Linked DNA regions of Homo sapiens: regions 1, 2, 4, 5 and 6 are each linked to region 3. Evidence: chromatin loops called from intact Hi-C (ENCODE). Cell type or tissue: mammary epithelial cell. All regions are shown on one strand.

Evidence for each region. Peaks named below come from ENCODE experiments on the same cell type or tissue, not always from the same donor. Only the 100,000 strongest peaks of a DNase experiment are listed, where the experiment ranks them.
Region 1: it touches region 3 in a loop (18-fold over the local background); 3 of 110 quality-filtered maps call a loop at or near these places.
Region 2: a loop joins it to region 3, with 8 times the contacts of the local background. A loop is called at or near these places in 9 of 110 quality-filtered maps.
Region 4: it touches region 3 in a loop (4-fold over the local background); 3 of 110 quality-filtered maps call a loop at or near these places.
Region 5: it touches region 3 in a loop (6-fold over the local background); 14 of 110 quality-filtered maps call a loop at or near these places.
Region 6: it touches region 3 in a loop (24-fold over the local background); 4 of 110 quality-filtered maps call a loop at or near these places.

The regions. Positions count from the first base shown.
Region 1 is chr9:78,779,498-78,784,497 of GRCh38, reverse strand. No RefSeq gene overlaps it. Among named protein-coding and RNA genes, the nearest start is that of PSAT1, 480 kb to the right of the region's middle. In mammary epithelial cell, CTCF peaks have their summits at 523 and 2,616; no DNase peak of the experiment used is centred here.
Region 2 is chr9:79,127,275-79,132,274 of GRCh38, reverse strand. No RefSeq gene overlaps it. Among named protein-coding and RNA genes, the nearest start is that of LNCARSR, 440 kb to the left of the region's middle. In mammary epithelial cell, a CTCF peak has its summit at 2,201 (motif pointing left); no DNase peak of the experiment used is centred here.
Region 3 is chr9:78,599,941-78,604,940 of GRCh38, reverse strand. No RefSeq gene overlaps it. Among named protein-coding and RNA genes, the nearest start is that of PSAT1, 310 kb to the right of the region's middle. In mammary epithelial cell, a CTCF peak has its summit at 2,810 (motif pointing left); a DNase peak (open chromatin) is centred at 2,540; H3K27ac peaks cover 582 bases.
Region 4 is chr9:79,024,030-79,029,029 of GRCh38, reverse strand. No RefSeq gene overlaps it. Among named protein-coding and RNA genes, the nearest start is that of LNCARSR, 540 kb to the left of the region's middle. RefSeq lists an enhancer at 1,887-3,086. In mammary epithelial cell, no CTCF peak of the experiment used is centred here; a DNase peak (open chromatin) is centred at 2,529; H3K27ac peaks cover 3,437 bases.
Region 5 is chr9:78,437,008-78,442,007 of GRCh38, reverse strand. The region is part of intron 2 of LOC107987083 (a long non-coding RNA gene); the gene reads right to left. Among named protein-coding and RNA genes, the nearest start is that of PSAT1, 140 kb to the right of the region's middle. RefSeq lists an enhancer at 1,104-4,720. In mammary epithelial cell, a CTCF peak has its summit at 2,359 (motif pointing left); a DNase peak (open chromatin) is centred at 2,347.
Region 6 is chr9:78,701,348-78,706,347 of GRCh38, reverse strand. No RefSeq gene overlaps it. Among named protein-coding and RNA genes, the nearest start is that of PSAT1, 410 kb to the right of the region's middle. In mammary epithelial cell, a CTCF peak has its summit at 2,029 (motif pointing right); no DNase peak of the experiment used is centred here.

The DNA of each region.
Region 1 (5,000 bases), 180 kb before region 3:
TTGACAACTCAAGAATATGAGACAAAATTTTTGATATTAGCTTCTGTAGTCATTAGTAGTCATATAGAAATAATGCACAATTTCTCTGGGCTCATAGGATCAATTACCTTTTACTTCCATTTACTTCTATCTCTGGACATAAGCAAAGAGCAGAGAGTTACTTAATCTTGATTCATGGCCTTCATACTTGCTGTTACCTTTTTCTGAAATTTTTTTTTACAGGGCTGACTCTTGCTCATCCATCGAGTCTCAACTTTCATGAAGTGGCTTCAAGCCAGCCTTTTCTGCTCACCTGTTACGCTTCTCCTTCTAAGCACATGGTAGCATTGCTCTTCCTGGGCCCCTTGGGATCAGGTGCAGCCATGGAACTAGCACTTTCCAACTGGTTGTGAACAGAAGTGATGTGTATCACCTCCTCACTGGAACATCAAGTTACAAGACCCCCTTTCTTGTTCTCATAACAACCATGGATGCTTTCAATGATGGCAGCTACTGCACCCTGAGCCACTAAAAGACTAGGAAGAAAAGAGGCCCCTGCTGGTGGATCATGAGTGTGCAACATGAAACTATTTTCAACTTTCAGTTTTCAGGGTCATTGCATAACCTGGCCCAGTGCATCACAAATTTTAGGTGCAAAGGAATCACCTAGAGAGCTCCTTTCCCAAAGAGATTGATTCAGTAAGTCTTGCATCTTTAGATCAAATTTCTTGTAGATGTTTGGAAATTTGGATTTCTAAAAACCTCCTAGGTGATTCTGATGCTCTCAGACCACACTTTGAGTAGCACTGACCCTGCCAGTCCTGCCTGATACATTCTCTCATCTAAAGTACTACCTCTCTGTTGCTAGTCAGGCTCCATCTTATCACCATTCCACTTGTTCTATATTGCTTACACAACTACCATTATGTATTTACAAATTGTCTATCTCTCCCATTATGACATAAACTCCATGAAGACTGAGACTTTGTCTTTTTGTTCACTGTCATAACTCCAAAATGCTGAACAGCATCTAGAACACGTTGGTGCAAAAATAATTGCAGTTTTTGTCATTACTTTTTTTTTTTTTTTTTTGAGACAGAGCCTCGCTCTATTTCCCAGGCTGGAGTGCAGTGCCACCATCTCAGCTCACTGAAACCTTCGCCTCCCATGTTAAAGTGATTCTCTTGCCTCAGCCTCCCAAGTAGCTGGGATTACAGGCACCTGCCACCATGCCCAGCTAATTTTTTTGTACTTTTAGTAGAGACAGGGTTTCATCATGTTGGCCAGGCTGGTCTCAAACTCCTGACCTCTGGTGATACACCTGCCTTGGCCTCCCAAAGTGCTGGCGTCACAGGCATGAGCCACCATGCCCGGCAGGTTTTTGTTATTAATTTTATTTCCAAAACCACAACTACTTTTGCACAAACCTAATATAAACTAAATAAAGGAATGGATGAGTCATCAAAAATTATGTTTTAAATATCAACTATTCATTCTAATGTCTGTTCAGGCCCTAATCTCTCAAGTACCTTCTTTTGATAATGAGACGCTAAAACAAAAAAACACATGAGCAGCTCTAGCTAAATGAAGCCTCAATTCCATCCATCAACCCCCTTTATGGGTTCAGAGTCATTTGAAGGGGCCATCAGTAGAGGTTGCTGAGATCGTGTATGTAAAATGACTCTCTTCTCTGCCTTGACTCCAAAACCATGAGGACAAGTGAAGCTACAGAAGCCAGGACTGCAGAACAGAGTTGGATTTTTCTTTGCATGTGTTTCTTCCTCAGATCTCCATGGAGGGGTCAAGCCTTTGAGGACACAATGCCCAGACTCAGCATGAGAGTGCTTGTCAGTGAACCATGCCCACTGGTAGCCCAATCTGTATTTAAATTGCATGCAAATTTTATGAGTTTTGTATAAGCAATTGTCATTACATAGTCCCTTGTCTTTTATATAGATCCCTATTGGGTGCTGGAAAAGATAGCAGAGGAAAAGCCAGCATTAAGAAGCACAGCCAGCACACGGTCAAGCCATCATTCATGACCACTGCTGGGTCTACCTATTTCACAAACAGGATTTCTGCTGACACCGGAAAAATCCATAGCATGCTCACGGATCTTCCTGTAGTCTCTCAATCATTTCTCAGAATTAATGGGGAAAAACCTTTTGAATGTTTGCTATATATAGGAACCATGTGGAAAAATTGGAAATCATCTAGAGATATTTAAAAGGAGACTCAGATTTACATACAATGATATGTTTGAAGTTTGCTTTGAAATACTATATTCTCCCTTACCCTCTTCCCCCACCAGAAAACCTGTGGAGTAACAAAAATGGAATAAATACGATTTGCCATGATGTAATAATCACCTGATGAGTTCTTCCTGCCCACCACACAGACAAAATCAATTCACCAAGACTGTGACATTGCAATAGAGAAAGACTTTAATTGACGCCAGTCTGGCCCATGGGAGAGAACTGGAGTTATCACTAAAATCAGTCTCCGTAAAGGCTCACGGTTAGGGTTTTTATGGACAATTTGGTGAGTAGGGAGCTAGGCAATGGATGCTGCTGATTGGTTGGTGCTAAAATCATAGAGGTATGAAAAATGGTTCTCATGCACTGAGTTCACCTCCGGGTGGGGCCTCAGGACCAGTTAAGTCATGAGTCACTGGTCCTGGTAGGATCCTTCTGGAAAAAATTCTTGCAAAAACAATCTACAATAGTGATGCTATTATGGGAACAGCTAGGGAAGCCACAAATCCTGTCACCTCTGGCCACATGACTCCTGAGTGGTAAGGGATTACAAAAACTACACCTATTTCTTATCAGAGTTCATGCCCTTCCTATAGTCCTATTCTTGTAGCCTTTCATTAATTTAACAAAGATGGTGTTTGTTCCCGAGCAAGCAGGGAAGATTTAGGGGGGATTATTATCATCCTTGCTTTCAAGTTAAACTATAAGCTAAATTTCTCCCAAAATTAGCTTGACCTCTGTCCAGGAATGACCAAGGACAGCTTGGAGGTCAGAAGCAAGATGGAGTCAATTACATTCAGACATCTCTTACTTGTCTCTTACTTGCAAAGGATGTTTCAATCAGTTAGCAACTGTTGAAGCAAAATGAAAAACTGGGGGTTAAGTATGAGATTCTCTCTAAATTTGTGTGCTTGAACATTTTTGCAATAAAAAGCTTTTAAAAATTCACATGCAGTATATCAAAAAGAAAAAAATCCCAGAGCAATTTACTAGCTAGGAAAACAAGCAGATCCCACAATATCAAAGGTAGCCTCTATGAACCTGACATGTTTTCAGAAAAATAAAAATTTAAATTTAAATTTTTTTTAAAAGGACAGCCTCAGGTGGTTGCTGGGATGGAAGTGCATGGGTATATTTTGACATTGTTTACATTCTCTATATTAATACAGTATAATAGAGCAAAGTATATTCTCAACAATTGTCAGTGTGGGAAGAAATGCATTTGTAAAAACTTGTTGTCTTTAATGCTTGATATTTCAGAGTTATCCTTAGAGTAAAATCAAAGATATTTTCTGTGTTGAAGTAATTTTATATGCTCCTGCTGTTAAGCAAGATTTTCTTTTATCTCTTCTGCAATAATTTTGGTGGGGAAACTTCGTACTTGAATTTTTAAAAAATGCATGGAAAGTGTGTTGCCCCAAATTCCCACTTTAAATAATTAATCATGTAAGTGTTATCACAAAAATGTAATGTCAGCTGCAACTTTTACTAGAACTAATTCTAACTTATACCTAGATGGTGACTTTATATTTTTAATGAAAAGAAAGTTTAAACTAAAAAAAAAAAAAACTCAGGGAAATGGATAAATAGATGTTGCAAATTAACTTCATGATTCTAAACGCTTGCTCACCCTACACGCCCTGATTGTCCAGCCCTTGCCCATAGTAGAAGGAGAGAGTTGCCATAATTTGTAGGCTGTCCTTCATAACTCCTTTGCACCCAGGGAAAAGAGCCAGTATGGGAAAGAAAGAGGCTCCTTTTGAGAGTCAGTCTCAGGCTGGAATTCTAGCTCCATCTCTTCCTAGTTGTGTGACCTTGAATGGCTTACTTTACCTTCCTAAATCTCATCTGTAAAACAGGGAACGATATTACCTCTTCACATCATTGAATCACAGTAGAGTATTGATTAGAGAAGAATCTATGGTTTGGGAGGAGAGGAGATTGTGCTACAGAAACTTTGCAGGGCAGCCTGTCCTTGGGGTGGGGGTTGGAGGGAGGAAGACAAAATGAGAAAAAAACAAGAAAGCACTGGGATTGTTTGCATTGTTTTGCCTCCAGGAGGAAGGTAGTCAAAAGCAAAGAAAGACTGAGAGGTCAAGCCCCAGTTCTTGGTTTAGTCTGTACTGAGCATATTCCATTACCCAGATGCCCTGGCAAGATGCCTCTGATTTATGGTAATTGCATGATAATGAGGCACCACATGAAAATGAAATAAGCCATAATTAGGGGTGACACCAGAGTCTACTTAGCTCTACTTGGGGAAGAATCTGGGAAGGTGATTGTGCATGTCATAAAGGGGAAGAATATGAGTTACCTATTAAAGGGTCAACTTCAACTATGCACCTAGAAGAGAGGTTTATATGCCATCTGTAACTACTTCTACTGACTGTGTTTAGTCAACATTGGGTAATAAACTTATGTTCTTGTATCAAGTTTATGCCACTGTTATTGCTTAGAAGGAAAAGCCAAAAATAAGCAAGCTAGGGCTTAGGAAAGAGGATGCTAACTCTCTGAGTGCCTGTTAGGGGTTCAGAACAATCCAGGGAGTGAGGTGAAGACAGAGACATAGCAGGGAGTCAACAGTCCCACTTCTACAGAGTTGCAAAACTTAAATAAGTTAACGTATATGGGGTACTTGGAACATAGTAGGCTTTCAACAAATGCCAGCTCATATAACTATCATTGTTGTTACTACTATAACTGCTATTCTTCCAATCCAGATATAAGCTTCTTCCTGCTTATAGACTCTGCTTTTGCCTTCAACCT
Region 2 (5,000 bases), 530 kb before region 3:
AGAAGCCCTGCTATGTTATCCAGGGAACCCTTCCTGTTGAGTGAGCCTCAGGTGTTCACACTGTTACTGCCCTAGAGGAGTGAGGCTCCCTAAGCTCCCAGGATCTCTGACACACCTGAGCTGCTCTCTACCCAGACCACCTCTTGGCGCTGTCCCTGCAGACTGCGCATGGGAAAGCATATGTGTTTGGGGAAAAAGGAAGCCTCTCTAATCTGCAGCCTGACTATCTGAGAGCAGCCCTCGAATCCTGGCAGCTTAGATTCTCTGATGATTACTGGGACAGAGGCAGAAAGACAATGTGGGAAGCAGTTTAATCAAGGCAGTTGAGGAGCTATCACCACAGAATAAAGCCATCCGCTGTGTAGCTCTGGACTTTTGGTCTTCCTCCCTGAAAGCTGCATTTCCTTGTAATTCTGGTTTGAGGAGTCACAGCTATTCTTTGAGTCAGTTGTAGAACGCAGCGGGATAAGACATTAACAAGCTTAAAAGGTATTACCTGCCTTGCCTTACCAGGAGGTTTGCAAAGACTGTAGGGGTTTCAGTAGCTCTTGTACTTTCCTGAGGGAATTAGTTAAAATTGCCAAGGTGGAAAGTATTGATTTAGATTAATCTCACTTTGCCAAGCAGGAGAGCCTCATTACTCTGATTGGCTGACCTAACCATGCTGCCCTTCTTGCTCCAGGAAGGGGTGAATGGGGGCAGGAAGCTTCTGGTTCATAGCTCTTGATGGATAAGTAACATAGGTCATTATCAGCCTTTTGTGAAACCTGTAAATGGCATAGAATGAGCTTGGAGGGCTAAGCCAATGGGAGGGGTGGCGAACTATGACATCCACCATCCTCAGCATGACAAGAAACCCTGAAAAGGAATATGCAAATACCATGTCATCTGAGTGCATTCATTCTTCCCGGGTTCTCTTCAAATAATGACCAGCTGATGTTTTAGGTCCAGATAAAACCAGCTGGAAAAAAGCATTCTTTACAGATGGTAAAAGTCTTTATTTGTTGCAAAGAGGAAAACAACTACAACCACAAATGGGACTTCTTATAATTGATTCTAAATGACAGTTTGCTGTTCTAGGCTTTATGAACCATCTCTATACTAAAAGTAGAAGGGATGCCCCTTTCAGGGAAAGCAAATTATTGGAAATAGAACCCTAAAATAGTGTTTCTCAAACATAAGGGTGCAACCAAATCATCTATAGACCTATTAAAATACAGACTCTGACTTAGCAGATGACGATTCTGCATCTCTAACAAGCTTCCAAGTGATGAAACTGGTCTAGGGAACATACTGTGAGTAGTAAGGCCTTAAAAGAGATATATAATACATGAAAAACTATTTGCAAACTAAAGGCCCTGAACCATGCAAATTACTCAAATTATTCAACATAGCATATATATTCACTTTCAGTTTCCAGTCATATTTTGTTAAGACTTTGTATCAAATTTCTTTCCCTTTTGCTTATCTGATCATCTATGGACAGCCACCAGGCTGCCTGGCACAGCACAAGGAACCTAAAATGGTCTTTGCTGGTCATGGACTCCACATTTACTCTGAGATGTCTGGTTTTGTTTTGTTTTGTTTTGTTTGTTTGTTTGTTGTTTTTCCTGATCATGAGGAAAATTTACAATGACCTCACTTTCCTAAATGCATACAGGCATTTATGCCATCATTGTTGCTTTTTGTCCCCAAATTAGAATCAGTTTCTCTCCAAATCTTGGAAATGCTTGCCTCTATAGAAATCTGTTTTTGAGAAAGTGCTATAAAAATAATGTGGTTATTTTGTCTGAATCCATTGGAACTCTACTCTACGTACCTGAACATGGAGTACCCCGATGAAGACATGGACATGAACAATTAAAAACCCCACGAAACTAAAACCACCAATCTTTTGTTTATTTACCAAGCAATTGACAAGCTATGCAAACAGATAACTCTAAAAGATTTTTAAAATTTGTATAAAATTGTTAATAGGTACTATTTCCAGGCATAATTACATATTTTAAATAGAAAGAGAAGAGGTGGGTGTTTCTGAAATCTTGAGCAACAACTGGACCCATTTTTAGTGATTTAGACACACATAATTAGCAGTTTAATTTCCTCTGTGGCTAAGTTAGTCCTAAGATTTCATCTAATAACAGGCACAATTTTATAGCCAGAAGCAAGTTTCCAGAGCCAGCTTCAGCTCAGCACTGCCCTCTGCCGTTTTCCAACCAATTTACGCTGCTCTGCTCAGGGTAAAAGCATCAGAATTGCAAATTGCAATTGGGCTGCACAAAAATTAATTGTGAGAGAAATGGAGAAGTATAATTCATTTAAAACTCTCTTTAACGAGGCTTTTATTTTTAGCTGAACAACAACAAAAAAGCATGAAAGATTATATTCCGAACCGCCTTTTTTCTGGTCTCTCAGATAATACTCATTATCATATTAGCCTTGAAGCTGGTTTCCCCTTCACACCACTTAGCACAATTAAAGATTATGTTGAATATTTCTATGCAAAGAATGGCCCCAAAGAACTGTTGCTCAAAACAGCAGTTGTTACCCCTTAAGTAGTCAAACTAAGCATGATATGTTTTATGTCTGGCAAGCCCAATTTTGGCTTTAATTCCAAATCTCTTTATGCAATTATATTTTAATGGGAAAATAAAGTTTCTTCTATGCCTAGAGGGCCAGTCCCTTTGTGTTAACACTGAGTGCGACTGACCACCAAGAGTGGAAATGTGTCCTGAAGGTTCCTGCTAATGAGCTGACAAATGTCAAAGCTGTTCTGTTCCAAGTCTGTCCTCCTAGCCTTCTCTTTTCATCAGGATGGGGAGATTTGACAATTATATCAGTCTTTTTATTCAAAATTCAGAAAGGGCTATGTGCTGTGTGCAGAAATGCTATCATTATGTTACAGAAAGTTGTTGCTTAAAATAAGAATCTGAAGAATTTACTAGGATATGGAGAAAACAAATGAATATTCTCATTGGAAATGCAGGTAGACTGAAAGCCCAAAAAGCAATGGCAGCCCAGTGCATTGAAGCTACACGACCTGTGTCCTTCTGTGTGTCCTGCTAGCTAGCTCCAACAAGATTAGCCGGGCTGAGATGCTGTAGATAAAATATCCATGCCACCAGAGTCTTTTACCGGAATTTATAAAGTTTTAACTTAAGTGAAGGCTGGGGTTCATATGTCAGCTCTGGTGCTGTATTAGCTCTGTGGTTTGATCTGGAGAAACTTTCTTCTACTTCCTAAGTCTCAGTTTGCTCATCTGTAACATCAAGGTGATAACCTGACTCATCTAACATGGTTGTTATGAGGTTTCAATTATAATAGATACCTTGTGAACACACATGGAGATGGGCACCCTAAATTTTCATGGATTCTGAATGGTAGGTACAACAAGACAGCTAGGAGAGGGATGCTGGAACAGAGGTAAACAAAGAGCAGACTCATCTCTCTGACAGTAGCTGAGATCCTGGGCTTTCTGGTGCCCAGGCCTGGATTTAAATCCCAGATCCACCATTTTTGATGACCTTGGGAATGTTCCAAGAACAGACTTGGAACAGAACAGTTTTGGCATTTCTCAGCACCTTAGCAGGAATCTTCAGGACAGTTTCAAAGGAAACTCAGTGCTCTCATCTATAAAAGAGGGTTAATGGTGATTCCAACTCATAGCATTATTGTGTACAACACAAGAAAAGTCATCACCCTAGGGCCTTATTCACCTGAAGTGTGTCAACAAGTAGGAGATGTTAGTATGGAAGGAAGCTGGTTTGGGGACCCTTGGAATTGAACAATGAGAACACTTGGACACAGGAAAGGGAACATCACACACCGGGGCCTGTTGTGGGGTGGGGGAAGTGGGGAGGGATAGCATTAGGAGATATACTTAATGTTAATGACGAGTTAATGGGTGCAGCACACCAATATGGCACATGTATACATATGTAACAAACCTGCACGTTGTGCACATGTACCCTAAAACTTAACGTATAATTAAAAAAAATGGCATCCTGATAATTTTGTGTAGGGGAAAAATACTAAAATGCTGAAATATTTTTACCTCCCACATTTTCTGCAGCTTTAGAATAAAGTTTTATTTCTCTTATTTCAAAAAATAAAAGAAATATCGTGACAACATTTTGGTTGCCTTTATGTCCTTGCATAGCATAGCTAAATGTTCTAATCACGATTTCTCTGTTTTAGTTCATAATAAGGTTAGCTATATTTCATCTAACAGGTTAATAGTGGCAAAGAGAAACGAGCTGCTTAGGGAAAAAGTCTGATCTGAAGATCTAGAAAATCTGCCAGTGTCTGTAGAGCTGTGTTAGGCTCTATGCCCAGTGGCTAAGGAAGAATCTTTACAGCTGGTTTACAGAATTCTTTGGATTCACAACAATGACCTTGACTATTATCACCTCATATTTTCCTCCTCTTTTAAAGGGCAATGACCCAACGAATTTATAGCTCTGATTCTGGGACAACCAAGAAGGAAGTACCTTGCTTCAAGCTTTTGTCTGGCATCTGGTACCAATGCGACTTAAGGAACAATTAAGAAACCTCCTGGGAGGAAGCGGAGCTGCCCATTTTCCTGCACTGCCTCCTTCACTGTAGTGTATTCCCAGCAGAAAAATAAGAGATGGAGAGAGACTTTCAGGCTGGCCAAGTTTTAGAGGGCCAACAAATGGTACTTTTCTGTGCGGCCGGAGTTTTAAACCAATTAAGAAACAGATGTGGAACAGACAGATGGAGATCAAAATATTAGCTTTGTGAGAGGTCAGAGCTGAATTGGCGATATGGCATTAGATCTATGCCCATATGGGCTTTCTGGTACTTCAGCTCAGAAAAAGATGGACATACCAATCAGGGACAGAGTTAAACCACCCACCTCCAAGCCCTGATACCATGTCTGAGGGCAGACCAGCACTAAAGCCCTGCACCCAGGCAGGTGTGGGAAGAGGGAAAGGGAAGGGCTGGAGTCAGGCTTTTCCTGCTGATTTTAGAACTCT
Region 3 (5,000 bases):
GGTGCCTTTTTCTTCTTCTTCTTCTTCTTTTAGGAACATAAAAACCATTTCGGTTCTGATGTTTCAAAATAGTGATGCAGGAAATGATCAGTGTCCCTCTTAGGAGAAAACCTGTATCCTGGTGTACGGTACGATATGTCTGATCCTGAAAACGCAGACAGAGTCAGGTGGCAGAGAGTGATTCATCAGAAACAGATCCTCTCTGTCTTACCCCTGTCTTACTTTTATAGAGGTTTGTCTTAACACCTGTTTTCTCCTCCCTCTGACCTAGAAGTGGATCATTTTCCTGTGAGAAACTTCTCTCTTTCTGGATAACTAATCACCCCACAGGCTAAAGCCTGTTACGTAAAGTGTGGTCCCCTGAATCAGCATCACCCAAGAGCTCGTTATAAATGCACAATTTCAAGCCTAGCCTTAGACATTCTGACTTACAATCTGTGTTCTAACCAAATCCCTGGATGATGGCTGTGCATTTGAAGGCTTGAGAATCACTGGTCTAAAGAAGCTATGTTTTTTCACTTTTACATTAAATACAGCAAAATTTAACATTTCCACTATATATTAGGATATTTTTAAGAAAAAAATGAGATTTTCTGCATAATAGTTCCAGTGATAGTCTCCTTGTAGTTCTGACAATCGAATGTTTTTCATCTTCATATCCACAGTCACTAATCCAGTACCTGGTGGAGGGTTAGTACAAGATAAATAGTTGTTGAACTATTCATGAACATATGTTGAATTCACAAGAATGAACAAATGAATGAGAATGAAGAAAGAAATGTGATGTGTCTCTCAGTGATATAGAGAGCCAGGACTGACGAAAAATGAGAAAGCTGGCTCAGAGGACAAGCCTCTCCATTCATTTTTTATGGATATTTAATAGTTACATATATTTTGGGGGTACATATGATTTTGATACCTGTATACAATGTACAATGATCAAATCAGGGTAATTGGAATATCCATCACCTCAAACATTATTCTTTCTGTTGGGAACATTATAACTTTTCTATCTATTTTGAAATATACAATAAATTGTTGTTAACAATAATTTCCCTGCCATACTTTTGAATACTAGAACTTATTTCTTCTAACTGTATGTTTATACTTGCCCATCAACCAACCTGTCTTCATACCCTTCTCCACACCGCCTTCTTCCCAGCCTCTGAAAACCATCATTCTACTCTCAATTGTCATGAGATCCACTTTCTAGCTCCCTCATATGAGTGAGAACATGCAGTATTTGTTTTGCTGTGCCTGGTTTATTGTCCTTAACATAAGGACCATCTGTGTTGCTGCAAATGACAGGATTTCACTCTTGTTTATAGCTGAATAATATTCCATTATGTATATGTACCACATTATCTTTATCCATTTATCCATTGATGGACACTTAGGTTGCTTCCAAATTTTGGCTATTGTGTATAGTGCTGTCATAAGCATGGGAGTGCAGATGATATCTCTTAGATATAAGGATTTTCTTTCTTTTGGATATATGACCAGCAGTGGGAATGCTGGATCATATGGTAATTCTATTTTCAGTTTTTTGAGAGTCCATTTTTTATTGTCTAAACTAAATGCTCACACCACCAAGTTGATCCCATCCTAAGAATGGACTGAGACAATGCACTAGGTGGGGCTTTTCCTAGAGCATCTCTTTCTTTCCACGTCTTGGTCATTCTCCTCCCATTTCTGCTGCTTACTCTCTCTCCTCTCACCATCATACAGAGTCTCTCATATGTTTGTTTGTTCTGATCATCAGTCTCCATCTCTTAAAATCCTGTGCTCAGCCAGATAGACTAAAGTATCTGAAAACCAACACACTAAAATGGAAGTGACAGTTAAGAAGAGACTATGTTGAGGGCTATTTCTTGACAACCTGGAAATCATACCACCTAGGTAGTCTATTTTATCTAGGAGGCAGATCAGCTCTATTGCTGCCAAATTAACACCAGAAAAAGGCAAAGTAACTTTCCTACATGACGTTTATGGAAGAGATTTCCTTATGTAGCTGCTTCTTCTCTAAAGCCTGGCCCCTCAAATTTCCAAGGAATGTGTTTCCATAATGTGACCACCTTGGCTCGTGTTTAGACACTGGTCATAAAAAAGTATTTGTGGGGAAGACTTGCTTCCATCTTATCTCAAAAAAATTAAAACATATAAATTTAAATGTAGGGCAAATTTGATGGGAAAGTTAAAGACCAAAGCCATCTGAATCTTCAGGCTGAATTGTTTTTTAAGCCTAAGACAAGGACTTGGGAAATAAAATTATCTTCTTCCAGTGATTACCTTTGGAAACAATTATTTCTGGAGCTTTCATCTATGGACTGCCATGTTGTGACTACTTAATTGCTGCCTGAAAAATAGAAAGCTGATTATGTGTTTTTATTTTAAGGTAATCCTTTGACATTTTGAATAGTTACAAAAATAGGTTGTTTTGTGAGTTGCTAGCGAGAACCAGCAGGAAATTATTTCATTCGGGGGCAGATGGTGCTGGTGACTATACAAAAAGGGCTGGGTAGACAGCAGGGCAAGAGTAGACAAGTACACACACGCACAGAAGCTGAGGATGCCACAATTCTATGTTGTCTGAATTCTCAGCCTGCATCTGTATACCTTAAATAAATTATTCATAGATTTCCCACATCCAAGTTAAAAAGTGCTTTCAGAGTCAGGGTCTCCTCCCCACAACCCACCCACTATAAGTTTTAATATGTAATTGGAGAGCATGTAAAATAAATGGAAATGTCATTTGGCTTGTAACAAAAGACCTAAATCATAACGGATTATTGAGCGGCATCTTGTGGTCCAAAGTGAGTATGACACTCACGGAAAGCCAGTTGGCTTGCTGGCATGCCACTCCAAAATGTGTTAACGTCACCTCATATCTGGCTTTTGATAAAGTTAATAAGGGGCTGTGCAAGGTTATCAATGCAGCCTTATCATTATGCCACCTTAAAATATTTTTGTGAATGAGCATATTAACTTATAATTAATCATCATGCATTAATGTAAATGTATCCATGTAGGCACGTTTAATCAGCGCTCTTTCTCTTTCACAATATTTTAATAACAGAGCACTAAAGGAGACTTGCAAGATATGAAGTAACAAGAGCAGTGTTTATAATCTAAGCCACTTCAGCAGAATTTAAAAATTAATGTTTTTCTATGAGATGATATATGAAACCATTCAGTCATTTACTAAGTAAAATCCACTTTCTCTATATTCTACAAAACCATAGGAAAAGAAGAAACTACCCCTCCTTAGTATCTTTCTTCCCTGTGTCCCAGAGAATCATGTGGATTTTGACTATGAAATAAGTTAATGGACCTTCATAAACAGAGAGACAGAACCCAGACACAGCAGCTATATATCCAATAGGCTTTTTTTTTTTTTTTAATTCAGGCTCTTGCTCTGTCACACAGACTGGAGTGCAGCGGTGTGATCACGGCTCACACGTACCCTTGAACTCCTGGCTCAAGTGATCCTTCCACCTCAGCCTCCTGGGTAGCTAGGCTCAGCTCAGGCGCACTGCTGTGCCTGGATAATCTTTAAATGTTTTGTAGAGACAAGGTCTCGCTATATTGCCCAGGCTGGTCTCAAACAACTGGCTTCCAGATATCTTCCTACCTCGGCCTTCCAAGATACTGGAATTACAGGCATGAGCCACTGCAGCCGACATCCAGGGGTGTTATTTTTATAAGACAGTAAGACAGCCAGCTGACTGCCAGTTCAATTTTCAAAAATCTATTCAATATTTTAAAATTTCTCATTGTAGACATGATTTGGCCACCATGGCATCATAAACAAAAAAAAATACCTAAACAAAGGCAGAATATGAGCTATCAAGTCGAAACTCAGATATCAAAAAAGTACTGAGGGCATTCAGTAGTTCTAATAAATTCTATATTATTTCTAGCTCAAAATATTAATGTGTGGGTCAAAAATCCCAGTATATGCTGGGAAAGCATTATTGCTTTTCACCAACCTACTATAACAAATTGCTTACGCTTTCTGGCACTTTAATTCTTCTTCTGAATAAAGAGAGGGCTTTCTATCGCTAACACATCATATTATTTTAAATTTTGTAAGCTCTGACATTAAAAGTGCTACCGAAAACAAAAGACACCTGTGTAAATAAATTTGCTATATGTATCAGATAAGGTCTAAATGGGGGAAAAAGCATTCAAATATGTAAAGCAGAAAGAATTTAGTACAGAGAATTGGTGACACTGGTGATAGAAGAACTGAGAAGCTCAGTGACAAATGTCAAACAGTGAAGCAACCCAGAGATTAGCAACAACAGGAAGCCAATACCACCCCTTCTTTTTTATTTTTATTATTTATTTATTTATTTTTAAGACAGAGTCTCGCTCTGTTGCCCAGGCTGGAGTACAGTGGCATGATCTCAGCTCACTACAACCTCTGCCTCCTGGGTTCAAGCGATTCTCCTGCCTCAGCCTCCTAAGTAGCTGGGATTACAGGCACCTGCCACCACTCCTGGCTAATTGTTGTGTTTTTAGTAGAGACGGGGTTTCACCATGTTGGCCAGGCTGGTCTCTAACTCCTGACCTTGTGATCCGCCCGCCTTGGCCTCCTAAAGTGCTGGGATTACAGGAGTGAGCCACCGCGCCTGGCCACCACCCCTTCAATAGAGGGACAACTGGAGGAGGCAAGGGAAGAGATATTCCCAAGGCCACAGAAGAAAAGATGAAAAACCATGACTTCTTCCTTCCACCAATCCTCTGAGCTCTCTTCAGTGCTTCCCACTGGCTAAATACTGCTGGAAAACAGCATGTTAACTAGTGACTCTCCAAGAAAAACAAGCCCTGATTCGTAGCATTTGCTGATTTCCATAGCATGAATACTCTCACTTGGCAAATTTCAAGCTACTGCTTGTATGCTCCATGAATGTGAAGTTGAGGAGAGATGCACAATGATGGCACACTGTTATGTAGTGTTTCCCATAAATACAGATATACCATAACCTCTAGAGCGC
Region 4 (5,000 bases), 420 kb before region 3:
TTAATGGACTCCCAATGCTTTTTCCCCCTGCAAAGACTGTTTTTAAGACATTTCACAGTATTTTATACATTATAAATGGATTCCATTCTTGGCTAAGTAATTCACCTAATGGACAATGGATACAAAAAAGCTGTAACTCCAGGGACATTAAATTGGTTCTTAACTCTGAAAATTACAGCTTTTACAAAAAGAAGAAAATACTAAAAACATGTCTAATGCAACACTGCATCTAATTTTCCACTACCTCCAGATTGTGTCTAAAAGCTCCTAAACTTCTTAATGACACAATATGTTAAAATTGCGTTCCTTTATATTTAGATCTCAGAAAGATCTCACCCATTTTATAACCCTAAGGAGGGCTTACGAGCAAGGAGAGCTTGTGTGTGTGTGTGTGTGTGTGTGTGTGTGTGTGTGTGTGTGTGTGTGTGTGTGTTGGGAGGCAGAGGGAGGAACAAGTGGAAGGTGCTACTTCTATCCCAAGAGACTGTGAATTCTCATACTGAGGTAGGAAACTAACACCCTGTGTGGCATCCTTTTTCACTCACCAAGGTGATTACAAATCCACATTTCCATTTTAAGCACTGATCAATGGTATTTCAGTAAGGGAACAGAAGAGGAACAGAAAAAATTGCTTTCAAGACATACCTAGTATGTCTTAAGCCTTAAGACCAGCTTTTAATTTGATAACACCATTATTCAGATCTGTTTCCATTCCAAGAACATGAGCAATTCTCCCTGAAGCCAAACAATACATTCAAGCAGTCAGAGTAGAAAAATTATTCCACTGAACTGTAAATACAAAATGCTTCACATTTTGTCAATTCACGTGTGACTATAATAAAATACGACCAGTGTCTGAATGCAAACAGTCCGTGAATTGGCACAGATTCTAATAATGCTTACCTTGTAGTTAGTTATTTTATGAGCTATTCTAATTTCAAAGACGACTGTTCCCCACTCCCCTTCACCTCTCCCTTCTCCTAAAGAAATAAGTGGTTCAGAATACTATCACTGTAACATAAGTCCCTCCATCTAATCCTTTTATCTTTTCCTCTACCTTACTTTGAGATTAGTAACTTTCTTCCTCCAAGTAATTATTTTCTTGAGATTTCTCCCACATCTTTGCAAATAGCTAACATAAGAACAGCATGCAGAGATGCCCAGCTGATCACTTGGGTGTTTTACTTTACATCGGTTATTTGTGTTTGAGAAAATAATATTTCATTCTAGTTTTTACTCACTCCCTTTTAAACTACTGATAAATCTATGAGAAAGTCTGTACATCTTTCAGAGAATCTGTGTTTCTTTTAAATCAGCACCCTTTGACCACTTAAGTCAATAAAAACTTCTCTTTTCCTAACAACTTTTATTATTCTAAATTGACTTATTATAACAGAAACTTACCTAGACTGGGCATTTTGGCTGTGTGGATTTGAGCACTTCATCTTTCTTGTAATACATTGATAATGTGCAATTTTTTATGCTAAAGAAAAAAATACATTGCCAGCTTTCATTCCCAACTTCTCTCTTAATTTGCACCTATTCTTTCCTTAAAGGCTGCATGTTACCCTCTAGTCCTCAAGGAGAGCACTTGATTTTCTTAAGAAATTACATATTTCTGTTAGAAGCTTAGTTACCCTGTTCCTCCCTTGATTGGGTCTGTGAGATTTATCACAAGTGAATTTTTCCATCTTGTTCCTTAAAACTTCTTGGATACGTTTCATCATCAATGGCACACACTGCACCTCCGTATTATGCGAGGTAACTGCAGTAAACATTTCCCATCATTTTTACAAACATTATTTATGTGAAAATAGGCCTTACTTTCTCCACATTCTCATGCCCTTTGTCCCCTCCCTGCATTACCTATTATCTGTCATTTCCCAGAATTCTCTTGAATCTAAACATCTGAAATAATTTCACCATCTATCACCACCATCCAACATTTTCACAAAAATCCTGTGAATCCTAACTCCTAAATATCTCTAGAATCTGCTCCAAGTTTTCCCTCTTCCCTATAATTTTATGCACCCATAATGATAACTAATATCGATTACAAAGTTATAGTGCATTAATGTTTCATTATACTTTATTTTATTGTATCAAGTCATTCTTACAGTAGCTACTGGCACTCCTCTACTCTATAGCTAGCTAATTGTTTGAGGTCCCCAAATGAAGGCAGTAATTAACGTTTGAACCTAAGCAGACTGATTTCAGAGCCCATGCAACACAGTGTTCCAGCTTAGACTATTCCAAGATGCTCCAAATTGCGCTTCCAAGCTCTAGTTTCAGCTTCATCCCTTTTCTCCTCCACAGAGCCACTGAGCTGACTTTCTGAAACATGATTCTGAAAAATCATCCGTCTGCTAAAAAAAACTTCAGCAGCTTCCTGTTCTCTACAGGGCACTGCCCACTCTTCTCAGTGAGCATAAAAAGCCTTCTGCAGTCACACCTAACCTCTCCCACATGTTCTACCCCAACAACACCTGCTGCTCCAGCTACTGAAAGATCACCATTCCTTGGAGACATGCCCTTGCATGTCTTTCTGCCCAGAGTCACGCTCTGCCTGCAGCACTTTTCTCTGAACTCACTGCCTGGAGTGCTTCTGCTCAGCATGTGCACTGCTTGTGCACACCTGGTCATGAGCATCGCCTCTTTGATGAAGACTTCCTGAAATGATTTTGCACAAATCACTCTTCCTTCCACTGGGTTGCCTGAGACTTCTGTTCACAACTCTATTAGCGCACATAGATCTCTCTCCCTGATGGTGAACATGTCAAGGAACAGCTTTAAGGTCTTTAAGATCTTTTCTGTCTCTCCAGTGCTTCCTATATAATGTGATTAGTTAATAAATGTTCATCAAATAATGACCAAATCCTTCTCCCCTACCCCTTACCTTTCTAATATTATTTTTTCCTTGAATAAAAATCATAGGCTTAAAGATAATACCCAGGGATCTCTAATAAAAATATTAACTTTTAGCCAGACAGAATTTACACCTTGAGGGATATTTCATAAATTCTTTCCTTGAGTCACTCTTGGTTCCTCTCACTGAGATGTCTGATAATCTCTCAGTTACCAACCCTGCAGCATGGTGATCTCAAAGTGTGCTCTGGGAACCACTGGGGCCCCTGATACCTGGAGGTCTGTGAAGTCACAACTATTTTTGTGGTGATACTAGAAACTTATTTGCCTTTGCACTCTTGTTCTCTCATGAGTGTACAACGGAATTGTCTAAAAGGCTACCTGACGTGTTGATATTCTCAATCTGTTGGCTAATGGAATGTGTGCTTGTACATGCTTATGTTTTAGAAGTTTCTCAGTTTTATTTCCAATACAGTAAATATTAATAGTAGCTATATTCCACATAAAGAAAAGCTCTTTGGGTACTTCAAAATAATTTAATAATATAATAGGGTCCTAAGACCAAAAGTTGAAGAACCACGTCTCCAGTAGTATGCTGGAGAAAATTCTGGCGTGCTAAAAATGACATACAGAGTAGAATCACAATTTCAAAGTTTTCATGTGTATTTTTATTGTATATTATCCATCTTGCAATGCATCCTGAAATTTTTATTTTATCATATTTGAAGAATCTTGTCCAAAATCTACTTTCTGCAAAGCAATGTTGATCGTGACCCAGAATGGTGTGCTTTTATAGGGGATTATAAACTGCTTGATGGTTAGTTCCAGTATCTACCCAGTTATCAAAGTTAAACTGACTTCTCTACAAATATAAGATTTGTGCATTTTAAAAAGTAAGGAAGCACATAAATTTTCTTTCTTCAAGCTCCTAGAGAACTCAGTAATAGTGTCCCATAGTTTTCTTTTATTTATTATACTGATTTCTGAATCAGTCTCTGAAATATTTAATCTGTTTTTTAATGCAACAGGAAAAATTTATAATTCCTAAAGTTTTTTTTCATTTAGTCTAAATCTATAAACCTTTTTCAAGGTTATACCCTTTTCAAACAGCTCCCTTGCATTTTATAATTATGTACATTTTAAAATGAATTATCCTGTCTTTGTGTTCTTATATTTTCTTAAATGTAGTAACAAGAATATGTGAGAAAAAGTCTATTCTAGGATAAGCCTTTATGCCTTCTAATAATCCAGATTTAACATTTATGATTTTTCTTATGTAATTTCTTCTTTCACTAAGGCATACACAAAAAGAAGTGCTAAGAAATTTCTACTTATTTTGACTTCCTAAAAATATCATGCATATATTCATCTTGGCTAATCTTTCTGTATGAGGTTTCAAATAGATTGTGTTATAACATTTTCACTCGAATAAAAATCCTTTATGAGTTTTTACTGAGATATTAAACTTACATGGGACTTCAAATGCTTATGAGGGAGTGTTTGTTTCTTCTCAAGGTGATGCACTATAAAACAGCCTACCTCAAGAGATGATGTGATGAAATTCAACAAAAATAATAAATAATTAGGAAACTTAAACGTCTAATATCTACTGGAATCTCACGGAGCCTTCAAAAAACTGCATTGATTCCAGCAAAAAAGTAACAAAATGAATTTCCTCCCACCATTATCACTCTCACAAACACATCTAACTTTTGAAGATGTAGCTGGATAAGGTAGAAAAAAAAATCTAAAAATCTGATCAAGAAACCACATTGAGATAAGTTTTGTCAAGTTGGAAGCTTCCAGGATTACAGGTAATTCTCGAGCTCATTGCCATGATAGACTCTTTCACACGTAGCTGCCCTTTAGGGCTCTGCAGGACCCCACATAGACACCCTGTTGTTTCTCACATTTTCTTGTAATTTGAAGAGATAAATGGTGCCAGCTGGCTCCTGTTTGACTCAAGGCAACGTGATATTCAGCTCCTCAAAAACTTGGTACACACCTTAGAAAACTTGCCAGAAAGAATGAAGAGCAAGGGGTGTGTGTATTCAACTGGGGAGAGAAAAAGTCTAGAGGAAGAAATACCTGAATCAAGTCGCTGGAGTAGCATTCTTTGGGAATTTAATATGCAA
Region 5 (5,000 bases), 160 kb after region 3:
CCCACAGCGCAGTGGCGGGCTGAAGGGCTCCTCGAGCATGGCCAGAGCGGACGCCGAGGCCGAAGAGGTGCTGAGAGCGAACGAGGGCCGCCCCTCGTTGTCACCTCTCACAACCACGCTGTCTCGTAAAAGGGCTGATGTTACATGTGACAAAACAATTAGAAAACAATATAGGGTGTACTGGACATCAGTTATTTTTGCTGCTCAATATCCATTTACCACTCTTTTGATTAAATAGAAGCCAGTGCTCAGTGGGCATATTCTGGTGCTGATGTTTCTACTTTCCAGGCTCAAGAGGTAGAAAATTGTGATCCCACCTGGCCATTGGGACCCTGATCTCCACCAACCACAGGGCCAGCTTCAGGAACAGCTGGATCCACCTGCTCCAATGAAACAGGTCTGATCTTTGTGGCCTTGGCTCCCATTTCAGGCAGCTGTTCCCACAAAGTAGCAAAGATCATCACCAACAGTTGTAAGCACATAACCTACCAGTTTAGCAACCCCAACAGATTTCTTTTTAAATACTTCTTTCCCCAAAACTCCAATAAAAGTCCTGAGCTGAATATGAATTGACCACTTTTGGTCACGTCCCTTTCTTGGAACCAATGGCGTTGCCAGATAAAATACAGGATGCCTCTCTAAATTTGAATTTCAGATAAACAATACATTGTTTTTAATATAAGTATTCTCCATGCAAAAGACATTAATAATAGTAATAAACATAATAGTAGTAAAAAAAAATCATAGTTGCTTATCTGAAATTTAACTGAGTATTTTGGTTTGTTTTTGCTGTTGATGTTTTGCTAATTCTGGCAACTCTTAAGAGCCAATCAACACAGCCAAGAGAGGCGGAAGAGGGTACCTTTAGGCCAGAGCTGGGATACGCACCCACCCCACAGCAGGAAAGTAGGGTCACCTCATCTAAGCCACATGGGCTGATATGGGGAAAAGGATAGGTCCCCAAAAGAAAACCAGGTACTCCTCCAAGGAGAGGGGGGATGGATGTTTAGAAGCCAAGACAACAGATGTGCGCTAGAATTGAAGTGGGTCCCTCTAAGGAAGAAGAGCATATGTTTTTGGCGGAGGTGAGGGGCCTGTGGACCAGCTGAGTGGGGAAGAGACAGCCTGAGCCCACTCCTCCTCAACCTTCTTTGTGTTTTTACCCACACACATTTGCCAGATTGCTTGAAAAAGGCAACAGCTGTGGAAACTGACAGTTTACAGTTGTGATAAATCGCATTAGTAAAGTATTTCAATTAAAGTGATATCTAACTAAAAAACAAGAAGGCATCTCTGAACAAATAAATTAGTCCTTCAATTTGTGGAGCCTTTGTGTGGAAGATCTCAGCCCTTACCTACTCTCCTATTGTTCTGCTTTTCTCCAGGAGAGGGCCTGCCACAGGGTGTGGGGATGCTTCATTATTTCCATTGAGGAAGGGGCGAAGACTAAGGATGCATGCAAAAACACAAAATCTGTAACTAGGCATTTATTTCATTCCCTTTGGGTATTTCTTAAGCACTAAAATCCAAACTCAGTCTCAGATTTGCTGTAATTTCCCTCATTGTGTTTCAGGAGAGAAGGCATTCAAGAGTCTCCCTGTGGGGTCCGCCTGTCCGGCCCCATCAGCGGGGTGGCCAGGCCCCACAGGGCTGTGTTCTCTTTCCTAAGCCAATTCATCTACATCTGTAACACTTTAAAAGGAACTCAGGGGCATGTCTTCCCCAGCAGATGCTTTTTCCTCGGTTTAGGGTTTAGAAAGTCATTCTCCTGCACAAAATGAATGGCCCAGAGACTCACTGAGCCCCTTGTTCTCCTAGGGTCAGGGCCAGCATAACCCCCAGACCGCAGGGGCCCAGGGCCCTACAATGGGCTCCACGCCTTCACCTCCCTTCCCTTCCCACCCCTCCTGCCCACGAAATCACATCCCCCTCTCCAAATTCTCCACTTCAGCTTAATTTTCAGCAGATCCATTACCCTGCCAGTTAGTAATTCAGGACTAATTAGGTGATTGCTTTCATTTATGGTAGCAATTGGGAGGGGGGATGAAATGGCATTGCCCCTATTCTTGTTGGAAAAATAAATTACGCCCATTGTTACTGGAGATCTTATTTTTCCCCCAATCAAGCAAATTAGCAGCTTGGTTCATTTTCCCAGCATTCACTCCTGAGCAGACGGCAGCGCCCTGGAATGTGGCTTAGAGCTGTGTGGTCAGTGCAATTGTTTGGAGCTGTTTGTGCCAACAATGAGAGGACCCGGCTGTCTCCCAAAGGACGAGTGGCACTTGTCTTCCTTAACCCAAGGAGTTGTTGCGAGCGGCAGCCAGGCCGGGCTTCTCAGGAAGACGTACACCGCCATCTAGTGGACACCGGGGATAACTGCAACGTGTTCGTTCCCTGCGTTTTCTTCTGGTCAGTGAGGACAAGCAATTATGTTTCTAGTAAGTTACTAAAAATAGGGTGGATTCTTTCAATCTCCGGGAGCGAGGAAATGTTTGCCTCAATAGCTGTAATGAAAGTGCAATTCAAGGCTTGCATAACGTCTCTTTTCTGGGTAGCTCGCCTCGGTACTGATTTTCTGGTCCAAAACAGGACTGTTGGCATGGTCTGAGTGAGGTGGGGCAGTTCTCCCGCGCTCAAGTCTAAACAGAGGACTGAGAGTGTCAGTACCTCCAGGCAAGTGGCTCCTTTATCTCAGCAGCCTCTCCATCATCATCACCCGTGTCTCACCATAGCAAGCCTATTTCTGAAGTGCGTGAAATACAGGCGTTCAAAAGCTGGCTTGCTCACACCCAGGGGCACAGCCACTTCCCAATGGAAGTCAGAGCCCCCCCAAATCCTAATACTGGGTGCTGAGGGGGTGCTCATTCTCCACCCCCTAACAACATATGCTTTCATGTCTTTTTTCTTTCCACTCATTCTACTTACAGAAACAACACATTTGTCTCTCCCTGGTTTACAACGAGAACCATGATTTGCCTGGGGTTTGTGAACAGGAAGGATAGCAGTGGGGGAACAAATACATCGCAGTATGGGTGGGATTCGGTCAATAGTTCTCTACCACGGGCGATTTTGCCCCCCCCGCCTCCTCCCCGGAGACATTTGGAAATGTCTTGGTACATTTTAGGTTGTCACAACTTGGGAGGCCAATAAATATTGTCCAATGCCCGGGAAAGTCCCCCCACCGCAAAGAATTATTCAGCCCAAAATGTCAATCCTGCTGAGGTTGAGGAAGCCTGGTTTAGGGTAACAAAGATTGCCCTGCAGTAATGGGGTTATGATAACATTGATTGTCCTCAAATGAGCCACACTGCAGAGACTAGATAATTCATCCTCTCCCAAGTCAGTATTTACCACCTTTTTTCTTTTAGACTCTTCCATTTTAAACATAATTTAGCTGTCTTTTTTAATTTTTTTTGTGTGTGCCGCTGGGAAGAAAAAGGATTGAAAGGGGGGAGGGGAAGGCGACAGAAAAGGAGGATTAGAAGCATGACCTGTTTCTCCTGGAAGAGCTCGGCACATTCCTGTCTCAGATGTGCTTTGTGACCGAGCAGGGTACAATTAAAAGCACAATAATTTGCTTGTTATTCAAGTCAGGCATTAGTCCGGGTAATGGCGTGCTTGGTGGAGAGATGGATTTCCTTGTTAGGAGCTAAGCACAGGATTAGCTGAATTCTCCATGGAGAAATCTTGATTTGTTCAAGGTCTTTCATGTTTTCTACAGAGAAGGGATTATGTCTTCTTAAAGAGGTTCCTTGCTTAAAAAGCTACAAAGTATAAGAAAAGGATTTAGGGCAGAGGGGCCTGTGGTTAAGTAGCTGAGGGGTATAGGGAATTTTAGAGCAAAGGATTATTTAAAGCCATAAAGTTCAAAAAATAATTGGTTTAGCACTACTGGGTCAGCGCTGGCAAGTGCGCGGTAAAGGCAGTTAAGCATGAGCTAATATTCATTTTACTTTGACTAATTATTGCATGGGTCCAGGAGAGAGACGCGAAAGAAAACATGGCCCCTCCTTGGCAATCAGAGCGTGCCTTGTTTTTAGTTTCTTTGCCTTACAGGCACACTTATATGTTGGGATGCCCAGAATCCATGCATCACAAGGCCCTTATTACATAAAACACAGGAAAATTGTTCTCTCAAAATAGAACAGCACATGCCGTGCTATCCCAGTGACCAAGAATAAACCACTATTAGTGTTAACTCTATTGATTTCATCAGCCAGAGAGGACATGAAGTAAAACAATCCTGACTGCACCCAATGCCCCTGCCTAAGTCTAGGTGAGCAGTTCTCAGCCAGGGGCAACTCTGTTCCTCAGGGGACACTTGGCAATGTCTGGGGACATTTTTAGTTGTCACTACTGGGGAGGTGCTGCTGGCATCCAGGATGCAGAGGCCAGGGATGCTGCATAACATCCTACAATGCACAGAATAGCCCTCACCACAAAGAATTGTCTGGCCCAAAATGTCAACACTACTGAAATTGAGAAATCCCGGTCTAGACAGAGGTGATGTTTTACTTTTAGTTAGTTAAAGGATTTCAGAATTCTCCCTTCCCCACATCCATAACTGATGATTATCAGATGACCATAATTATTGTTGACTGCCACACTTTTCTTCCCCTTTTCAACACTGGGCCTTGTTACAATTCTGGAAATAAAGTGCTGTCAAGGGAAACCTGCCCTCGGTATGCCAGGGCCATCCAAGATTTGTGGTTGTGCCTCCCTACTCCTTCCACAATGGACACACACCCAAGAAGAATAAAGCTGCCTTCTCTGCAATTTCCCCAGATTCTGAATTTTGAAGACTTTTCTTCCCTTTTCTAAGATTACTGTTCCTCCCTGCATGACAAGTGTTCAGTTAAATCATTTGTCCTGCGGCTTTAAAGGAGTTAAGAGCCCACAGCTTCAAGATATCCATTTTCTCCCTGGTGACTGATGATTCTTATCCCGAGGGAGGTGAATGCCTGGGACAGGAGCTTCTACAAACCTAGTTAAAGCCAAAG
Region 6 (5,000 bases), 100 kb before region 3:
CAGGGTGACTATGCCAATATGATGGCTTCCACATGGAGTTCTCAACAGCATAACTACTGATATTTTGACCTGGGTAATGCTTTATGGTAGTGGCTGCCCTCTGCGTGGTAGCAGGTTTAGCAGCATCCCCAGCATTGGGGCAGTAACATCATTCTCCCAGTTATAACAACTGAAATTGCAAGTTGTCTTCTGGAGGCCAAATTCACCCTGCTTGAGAACTACTAACATAGAGACTGTGTACATCATTCTTGAGCAGCCTCATCAGAGTTCACCTTCAAACCTTTCACTGGGTGAGGTATCCCCTTGCTTAGTCTAGATGTCACCTGGGTGGGATATCTGACCCATCCTTTACCTACTGTAGTCTTTTTTACGTGCAGCCACACTAACAGTTGTGGTTCTCTTTTGAACTATCCAGGAACAGTAGAAAATTGGAATGAGGGTGATCCTCATCTTTTTCATTAAAGATATGACATCAGCATTCCTTCTGCACTGCTACTGTACAATATTTCAGTAAAAATTTAGCCTTCAGAAATTCTAGGCAAGAAAGTGCCATCTCTATGTCTGTAGGCATCCCCAAAACTCCAGGGTATACATTTCAAAGTCTCCCAAGAACTCTTTTCCATGCACTGCTCCATACATTACACAGCTCAGCAAGGATTCAGGGAAGGAATGAGATGTCTTCTCCTCCTGCCTCTCTAAAAGTATATCCCAATCAGTATGAATGACTCTCAAAGCCCCTCTCTTGGCTTTAGGGTAAAAATTCACTCCTCTATTCTTCATGATGGGGAAAGAAAACAATCACTTTTCATCTTTGTATTAGTCTGTTTTCATGCTGCTGATAGAGACATACCCAAGACTAGGAAGAAAAAGAGGTTTAATTGGACCTACAGTTCCACATGGCTGGGGAGGCCTCAGAATCATGGCAGGAAGCAAAAGGCACTTTTTTTTTTTTTTTTTTTTTTTGGGAGACAGAGTCTCGCTCTGTTGCCCAGGCTGGAGTGCAGTGGTGCGATCTCGGCTCACTGCAAGCTCCGCCGCCTGGGTTCACGCCATTCTCCTGCCTCAGCCTCCCGAGTAGCTGGGACTACAGGCGCCTGCCACCACACCCAGCTTATTTTTTAGTATTTTTAGTAGAGACGGGGTTTCACTGTGTTGGCCAGGATGGTCTCGATCTCCTGACATTGTGATCTGCCCACCTTGGCCTCCCAAAGTGCTGGGATTACAGGTGTCAGCCACCATGCCCAGACAAAAGGCATTTCTTACATGGTGGCAGCAAGAGAAAATGAGGAGGATGCAAAAGCAGAAACCCCTAATAAAACCATCAGATCTCATGAGACTTACTCACTATCAGGAGAACAGTGTGGGGGAAACGGACCCCATAATTCAAATTATCTCCCACTGGGTCCCTCCTGCAACATGTGGGAATTATGGGAGTAAAACGCAAGATGAGATTTGGGTTGGGACACAGCCAAACCATATCATTTTGCCCCTGGCCCCTCCAAATCTCATGTCCTCACATTTCAAAACCAATCATGCCTTCCCAGCTGTCCCCCAAAGTCTTAACTCATTTCAGCATTAACCCAAAAGTCCACAGTCCAAAGTCTCATCTGAGACAAGGCAAGTCTCTTCCACCTATGAGCCTGTAAAATCAAAAGTAAGCTAGTTACTTCCTGGATGCAATGGAGGTACAGGTAAATATAGCCATTCCAAATTGGAGAAATTGGCCACAACAAAGGGGTTACAGGGCCCATGCAAGTCTGAAATCCAGTGGGGCAAATTCTAAAGCTCCAAAATGATCTCCTTTGACTCCATGTCTCACATCCAAGTCACACTGATGCAAGAGGTGGGTTCCCATAGTCTTGGGCAGCTCCACCCTGTGGTTTTGCAGGGTACAGCCCCCCTCCCAACTGCTTTCACAGGCTGGCGTTGAGTGTCCATGGCTTTTCCAGGCACACGGTGCAAGCTTGTCGGCAGATCTACCATTCTGGGTTCTGGAGGATGGTGGCCCTCTTCTCACAGCTCCACTAGGTGGTGCCCTAGCAGGGACTCTGTGTGGTGGCTCCAATCCCACATTTCCCTTCCGTACTACCCTGGCAGAGGTTCCCCATGAGGCCCCCACCCTTGCAACAAACTATTGCCTGGGCATCCAGGTGTTTCCATACATCTCCTGAAATACAGGTGGAGGTTCCCAAACCTCAATTCTTGACTTCTGCGCACCCCTAGGCTCAACTTCATGTGCAAGCTGCCAAGGTTTGGGGCTTGCATCCTCTGAAACCATGGGACAAGCTGTACCTTGGCCCCTTTTAGTAACAGCTACAGTGGCTGGGATGCAGGGCATCAAGTCCCTAGGCTGCACACAGCATGGGGACCTTGGGCCTTGCCTGCAAAACCATTTTCTCCTCCTAGGTTTTTGGGTCTGTGATGGGAAGGGCTGCCATGAAGACCTCTGACATGCCCTGGAGACATTTTCCCCATTGTCTTGGGGATTAACATGGGGCTCCTGTTACTTATACAAATTTCTGCAGCTGGCTTGAATTTCTCCTCAAAAAATGGGTTTTTCTTTTCTACTGCATCATTACGCTGCAAATTTTCTGAACTTTTATGCTGTTTCCCTTTTAAAACAAAATGCTTTTAACAGCACCCAAGTCACATTTTGGATGCTTTGCTGTTTAGAAATTTCTTCTGCCAGATACCCTAAATCATCTCTCTCAAATTCAAAGTTCCACAAATCTCTAGGGCAGGGGCAAAATGCACCAGCCTCTTTGCTAAAGCCTTATAAGAGTCATCTTTGCTCCAGTTTCCAACAAGTTCCTCATTTCCATCTGACACCACCTCAGCCTGGACCTTATTGTTCATATCACTATCAGCATTTTGGTCAAAGACATTCAACAAGTCTCTAGGAAGTTCGAAACTTTCTCACATTTTCCCGTCTTCTCAGCCCTCCAAACTGTTCCAATCTCTGCCTGATACCCAGTTCCAAAGTCGCTTCCACATTTTCGGGTATCTTTTCAGCGCCCCACTCTACTGGTACCAGTTTACCTTATTGGCCTGTTTTCACACTGCTGATAAAGACATACTGGAGTCTGGGAAGAAAAAGATTTAATTGGACTTACAGTTCCACATGGCAAGGGAGGCCTCAGAATCATGGTGGGAGGTGAAAGAAACTTCTTACGTGGTGACAGCAAGAGAAAAATGAGGATACAAAAGCGGAAACCCCTGATAAAACCATCAGATCTCTTGAGACTTATTCACTACCATGAGAACAGTATGGGGGAAACCTCTGCCATGATTCAAAGTATCTCCCACCGGGTCCCTCCCACAACAGGAGGGAATTATGGGAGCACAATTCAAGATGAGATTTGGGTGGGGACACAGAGCCAAACCATATAAAGCTTGAATATAATACTTCTTAGAAGACTGCCAATCTCAGTAGTTATCTCCCTTTCCCAGTAATTATGGGCCAAATGGTATCCTTAAAAAATTTATATATTAAAGTTTGAATGTGATTGCATGCAGAGAAAGGGTCTTTAAACAGGTAAGTTAAAATCACATCATTAAAGTAGACATCGTAGAGTGGATCTTAACCCAGTAAGACTTGTGTCCTTATAATAAGAGGAGATTAGAATACAGACAAATACAGAGGGAAGTTCATGTGTTCAAGCTAAGTCAAAGGGAGGTGGCAACCTACAATTCAAGGAGAAAAACCTCAGAGGAAACCCAAACTGCTGATACCTCAAACTCAAACTTGCGACCTTTAGAACCATGAGAAAATAACTTCTATTGTATAAGCCACACAGTCTGTGGTACTTTGTTACAGCAGTTCTAGCAAACTAATACACACCAGTCTTGGGGTGGGGGAATGGTTGAATGAGAAGGGCAGGTTGTGTCTCTGCTTATTAAGCCCTAGAGAGGTATCTAGCCTCGGTTTTTTGTCGCTTCATTTAAATAAGGAACACTTGGACCTTCTTCAACTCTGAGATCTTATCACCAATTCTGGAGCAATAGAAAAAGAAAATTCCGACTTATTGTCATGTTATATATGCGTCTAGTGGGATTTTAACAGCATCCAAAAGGAAAGCCAAATTTTCAGCAATGCAAAGAGAAAAATGGCTCCTTTGTTGTCCATTGCTGCTATACATCTCATAAACACCACTTAAGGCAATAGCACCTTGCCTATATGAACCTGGGTGAAGGTTCTATGATGCAGTGACATGTCTGCTCAGTGATTTCATGGACGATATACCATAAACATGGCTGACTTGTGAAATTATCTCTTTGCATTGCTGGCTAGAAAATTGTTTTCAAACACTGGTCAAGGTCTGGATGGCATCCTTCTAAGTAGACATAAATCACTACCTTGAGTGCTCTGAACAATACTGAGACAGGAAATGATCTTGGCAGTCACTTAACCCAATCCTTCATCTGATGTTTCAGTGACTTCTTTCTGCCTATGGCCATGTTAGGTTATACATAAAGCAGAATGCTTGATAAATATAACCAGACTAGGATTCCATATACAGAAGTCCTATCCAGAGAGTGAATGAAGCCTTATGCATTTTCACACCTAAAACATTGTTTCTAAAGCTGGTCATCAAGATTCTTGGTTGAATAAGAAAACATTATCTACATTTATACTCTACTCCCTCAACACTTTACCATTCTACACCCACTGTAAGACTGGGGTCCACTAGTGAGTAGCATTTAGAGTAAAAAGAAGACACCACAAGAATTTGATAGTCTATTCGTAACCTAAGAAAAGCAGTTTGTTGAATATCTGACCTTGGGCAAGTCCATTAACCACTTTTGACTTTTTGTTTCTTCATCTTAAAACAAGAGGATAAAGAGTAAAGTAAAAAAAAAAAGTAAATAGCCATGAATGTTGCTTTCAGTTGTTAAATTCCCCAAATCTCACAATATGTGGTGTGTGTGTGTGTGTGTGTGTGTGTATTTTTTTTTCCCAAAACCCTTCATCCTATACTATTCTGCTCATCTAATTTTGC